2 separate regions of the Mus musculus genome follow, and region 2 is linked to region 1. The links are chromatin loops, found by intact Hi-C in ENCODE. Cell type or tissue: heart. All regions are shown on one strand. Each heading gives the region's core, and the rest is flanking DNA. Links, peaks and the distances in the headings are about the cores only.

Evidence for each region. A loop is a pair of places that touch in the nucleus more often than their neighbours do. Peaks named below come from ENCODE experiments on the same cell type or tissue, not always from the same donor. Only the 100,000 strongest peaks of a DNase experiment are listed, where the experiment ranks them.
Region 2: it touches region 1 in a loop (6-fold over the local background); 17 of 42 quality-filtered maps call a loop at or near these places.

The regions. Positions count from the first base shown.
Region 1 is chr13:103,702,162-103,705,086 of GRCm38, forward strand. The region is part of intron 1 of Gm30551 (predicted gene, 30551); the gene reads right to left. Among named protein-coding and RNA genes, the nearest start is that of Gm30551, 4.0 kb to the right of the region's middle. In heart, for the core only: a CTCF peak has its summit at 1,435 (motif pointing right); a DNase peak (open chromatin) is centred at 1,430.
Region 2 is chr13:103,775,896-103,778,820 of GRCm38, forward strand. Gm52054 (a long non-coding RNA gene) reads left to right here. Exons shown (of 4, transcript XR_003950659.1): 2 at 622-1,012; 3 at 1,775-1,860; 4 at 2,552-2,925. Among named protein-coding and RNA genes, the nearest start is that of Gm52054, 2.7 kb to the left of the region's middle. In heart, for the core only: no CTCF peak of the experiment used is centred there; a DNase peak (open chromatin) is centred at 1,446.

The DNA.
Region 1 (2,925 bases), core at 215-2,714:
GTTCACAGCAGTGAAACCCTAAGACACCAGATCTATTCAAATGTCAAATCAAAAAACTTTTAGAGTTTTAGGAAAATAAGATATGCGGCAAAGGAGTTCCTTGTCCCAGAAGGTATTTATTCAGTAGCCTATAACAGGAATTTCCTAGGAATCTAGCAACCTGTAGCAGGGTAGAGAAGTAGCTCTGTTAGTAAAGTGGTTGCCATGCAAGCATGAGAAGCCAGGTAAAAAGCCAGGCATGGTGGTCCATGCCTATAACACCAGCATGGGATGGCAGAGGCACAAAGATGCTAGATGCTCACCGACCAGCCAGCTAAGCCTACTAGCAAGCCCCACCTTCCAGCGTCTCCAAAACATCTGAGGAACAGTACCGGGATTGACCTCTGAGTCCCACATGCTTTGTACCTGCACATGTGTGCACATACTCTGACATGTGCACACACCTACAAACAGGCACAAAAATAAGAGAGATGAGAGTGACAGAAGACACTTGGTGTTGGTCTGTAGCTACACAGGTAAGCATAAGTGAGCCTTCTGTGCACACATACAGAAAAGGTTACAGCAAGGTACAGAGCAGTGGTCCTCAACCTTCTAACAGTGTAGCCCTTTAATACAGTTCCTCGTGTTGTGGTAACACCCAATGATAAATATATTTTGTTGCTATATTATAACTGTAATTTTGCTACTGTTATGAATCATAACATAAATATCTGATATGCAGGATATCTGATATACTACCACTGTGGAAAGGTCATTTGACCCTCTAAAGGGGTAATGATCTACAGATTGAGGGTCTATAGGCCATGTTGACGTAGGAATTTAAGCAACATTTCTCAGAAGCAATTTGGCGATGAATGCCAATAACCTTTTCAAAAAAGTTCACCATCCAGTCTGAACCAAGGAAGGGGGAAAAATGTATAGATGGTTCAGTAAGTCAAGGCAACTGCAGCAGGTGTGGTGGTGTACACCTTTAGTCCCAGTAAGTGGGAGGCAGAGGCAGGTGGATTTCTGTGAGTTCGAGACCAAGCTGGTCTACAGAGCTAGCTCTAGGACATTCAGAGCTACACACACACACACACAAAAATCCCATCTCGGGGAAAAGAAGGAAACAAACAAAGCTACACATGCCGGACAACTGGACTTTTGAGTCCCACGAGAACTGGCTTCCAAAAGATGTCCTCAGATATTGGCATGTGGCATGCAAACACATGAGCGCGCGCGCACGCACACACGCGCACGCACACACACACACACACACACACACACACACACACACACACACACATAATCATAATTTAAATGCATAGGAAAGTAACTAAAAGTTGGACCAAAGTGTTAACGACTGAATCACTCACTGCTCTTGTGTAATGTAACCAGATGGAGTGTCACTGCCGGATCCCTGTAGCAGGGTAACCCAGTGGCCAGCAGATGGCGCTCTCCAACTCTAGGACTAAGATCCAGACCCTCTCCAGCTGCAGTTCCTCAAATCCCCTAGGGCCTCATTAACAATTGCATCCTTCTGGCAGAAGAGAGGAAAGATTGCAAAGAAACCCCACCTTTAACTTCAAAGGCTTAGTCTTGAAAGGGAACTGTGCGCACCACCTTTGGCCATGCTTGGTTGCAGATGTGGGCTGGAAAAACATCTCCCCAGACTAATTATGGGCAAAAGGAGCAAGATTTTTGGTGGACAGGAAGCCTTCTTTGCCACAGGGAGACTTAATCTTTATTTTATAAATGTTCTACAGTGAAAAGAGTATGTTTTAATAATCAGGAAAGGGGCAGTTAACGGTGTGTATAGAAAGTAAGTAGCAGTGTGTGAAGTAACAGTCTAGAGAGAAAACAGCGCTACATTGCAAGGATGACGTTCTGGGCAGCCCGGGAAATGGCCCAAGTTGGAACTGTAACAATGTAATAACACTCCGCTTTGGGAGATCCTTTCCCTCAACCACGCAGTACTCTAGTTTCAGTAGTTATGCATGAGACAATAACCAAATGGAACTTTTAAATTACCTACTTAAGCCTGTCAGAGTAGAGCACAGATTTTAGTAGGTGATATACAATTAGATAAAAGGCAGGGGTATTTTGATATTCAGAATATCAAATCCCTTTTGCTTAGGGATAAGCTGCCAGTAAGTTCAGAATGCCTTTGTCCCCACAACTACATGCAAGAGTTTGTAATAAATTCGGGTACAAATATAAAAGAGCCACTTTTCTGACTCTAAGAGGCTAGGAACGGTGGCTAGACTTTTCCTGGTAAAAGAAAGAATTAGGAACAACACAATTTTGTAATTTCTGCTTATTGAAGATATTCCATCAGGTGTGTGGGACAGAATGCAATTCAGTTTCTGGATAAGGCCCCAGGTTCAACCTCCAGTACCAACAAAACAAAAAAATTGGGATACAGTGTGATCTTTTAGAATGTACTGTAGCGTGTTATTCAACGGCATAGAAAATATGTGCATTTTTAATGTTTGTATTATTAAAACATGTATAGGTGTTTTGCCTGCACACATTTTTGTACACCACATGAGTACCTGTACCCTCAGAGGACAGAAGAGAGTATGGAGTTAGAGATAATTGTGAGCAACCCTGTGGGTGCTTGAAATCAAACCTGGGGCCTCTGCAAGAGCAGCCAGTGCTCTTAACTGCTGAGCCATCTCTCTAGCCCCGTGTGTCAGTTTTTTAAAACAAATTCCCAAGTATTATGCACAGTCATTAAAACATACGTAATATTTAGAAGTCAGAGAAACAAACACTAATATTATGGTTATCTCTGGGTGGGGGTGGGGTAAATCTTTTTTTTTTTTTTATTGTTTGAAAATTGTTGGGCTGGTGAGATGGCTCAGCGGGTAAGAGGACTGACTGTGCTTTCAAAGGTCCTGAGTTCAAATCCCAGCAACCACATGGTGGTTTACAAACCACCCG
Region 2 (2,925 bases), core at 171-2,670, 74 kb after region 1:
AGAGAAACCCTGTCTCAAAAAAACAAAAGAAGAAAAACAAAAACAAAAAGACTTTGTTGCTCTTTTCACCTTTGTTCTGATGGTCTTAAAGCAACAGTAGAAATGAGGGTGTAGTTACATTGGTAAATGTTTGCCTTGCTTACTTGAAAGCCCAGTGTTGAGACATTAGACCCGAAACTGGCATAAACCTGTAATCTCAGCACTGGGGAGATCAATGGATGGACAGATGGATGATGGATGGATGGGTGAATATAATGGTAGGTTAAAGGGCTGGCACCTGATTGGGAAGCAAGGCAACGTTTGTAAACTCTGAGTTTCTGTTGTTTATATTCTTAATCTCTACCCACTCACACTACACTAAATGTAACTTTAAACTAACTCCCTTGTAAAGGAGTACAACATTAAACGTACAATGTATCTTTCTCATATTTTGTGCTTTGTGAGACAGATTCTCACTATGTAGCCTTTATTGACCTAGGAGTTACTATGTGTATCAGACTGGCCTTGAATTCATAGAGATCCACTTTTCTCCCAAGTCCCGAGGAATTAAAAGTGTATGTATTATTAAATGTATTATTTATTTGTTTGTTTGCTCATTTGGTTTTTCTTTTTTTTAAACAGGGTTTCAGGCTGGAGAGAGGGCTCAGCGGTTAAGAGCACTGACAGTTCTTCCAGAGGTCCTGAATTCAATTCCCAGCAATCACATGGTGGCTCACAGCCATCGGTAATGGGATCTGATGCCTTCTTCTGGTGTGCCTGAAGACAGCTACAGTGTACTCCTATATAAAGTAAATAAATAATTAAAAAAAATAACGAAACAGGGTTTCTCTGTGTAGCCCTGGCTGTCCTGGAACTCACTATGTAGACCAGGCTGGCCTCAAACTCAGAAATCCGCCTGCCTCTGCCTCCCAAGTGCTGGGATTAAAGGAGTGCACCACCACCTCCTGGATCTATAATGCATTTTTAAAATATTATCAGTGCAAAATAAAGAAAGGCAAGAACTTCTGTTCAGGTAATTGTCTCCAGGGGAAAAATTATATATATATATCAACATCCAGATTATGTCTACTCTGGCTGCAGTGTAGAGATACAGTGAAAGGTTGATGGAGATTAGAGGCAACGAGCCTGGGTAGGTACTCAGTGCAGTAATCAGCTTGAGCTAAATAACATACAAAACAAAGGTAAGTGGAAAGCAATAAATCATCCCAAATTTGAACAAACCTGAATAAAGTTATGCACTCGGAAAAAAGACAGTGACCATGCATTCAGTTTGGGCACAATTACAAGACCCCTAGAACTGACCACAACGAGCTTAGAACCCTGGCTCCAGCTTGAGTGTGGGGCAATCTATGGAAGCCGTTGCTGGGCTCTCTCCCAGAGTCTCTGGTTCAGTAAGCTGGGAGTGAGGTCTGAAATAGAAACTTAGGAGTTCAGGTGACAATGCCGCTGGGGGCGGGGTTGGGGTTGTGAACAGCGCGTTGAGGAAGACTGGTTTAGAAGGGTGTGAATGTAGCTCACTCAGCAACATACGGATCATCTATGGATGGAGAAGCACCAGGAGATGTTTAAGTCTCCAGTTTGGAGGATGGGTAAATGATGCCATAATTTGTGTCAAACAGTAGAAAGGAAGAACTGCAGTATGAGGAAGGAGCAGAGAATATTAAGTTCTATTGTAGACATGCTTATGACTTGAGATTGGAAGTAAATATAGTTGTGGCGTGGTGAAACATACTATTGTTCTATCTCTATCATATTATTATTCTATCTATGTGAGTCTGAGGCAGAATAATCAAGAACCTGAGGCCAGTGTGGGCGACATGAGGATACCCTGACTAGAGAAACCAAGAACTGAGTTCATTGGTATGTAGCAGAACACTTAGCTGGGATTCATAAGCTGCCGAGTTAAAGTGGGAGGGAAGGGAGGAGAGAGAAGAGGAGAGGGAGAGAAATGCATCCTGTCTTGTATATGTGCATGCACACCTGTGTTTGGAGCAAGACCCTCCCAGGAGCGAAGCACCAAGTCTTTACTTCTTCTAAACCATGGGACTTTTTCTATTCAGGATCCAGAAGTCTCCTTGTCTGTGGTGGGCTAGCTGAGGGTTTGTGCTTCTTTGCTCCTCTTGCTGCAAACCCAGGGTCTGTTGCACACCAGGCAAGCCCTTCACCTCCAGCCATAAGCATTTTGAGTTTTGTCCTTAATTGTTTCCAACTTGATTCTAACATAAGAAAGTTCCCTTATATTCCTAGACTTTATTTTTTATTTTTTGTCATAAATAGATATGATAGTTATCAAATCCCCCTTTTTACTTACTGATATAATTATGTGGTATTTCTAGGAAAATTTTCACATGGGCATAATGTATGATCCTTATATTTTGTTGAAATTCTTATCTTCATGTTGAATGTGTGTGTAATTTATTATGTATTGATAGACATGTATTCAAATGATACATTGTTTTTCCTTCATTTGAGAAAGACTCTTAATATATAACCCTGGCTGGTTTCAAACTTATGATTTCCTGACTGTGCCTCTGATGGGTTGATATTCCAGATAAGTGAAGTGGAAACTTAAGCATTCTTTGGAAAGTCGGTTGGATGGTATTTTGCTGGGACAAACACATGAAGGAACATTTCGTTAAAGTGGACACAGGTGTGAAAGGCTAAGGCAGACTCGTGAAGGAACCTTTCCCTGAAGCAGACACAGGAGAGAGATGTTCTGCTAAGATAAGCACGTGAAAGGACACGTGATGAAGGATTCTTTGCTAACAACACACATGTATTGGTCTGCCTTACACTGCATAGTTGAGCTGCATTCGAAAGGACTCCAAGGACTGGGGTTGATTAGATGCACATTCTGAGGCAAGACCCATGCTGAGGCAAAGCACGTGAAGGACATGATGTAGGACTCCATGGAGTGACAGAGAC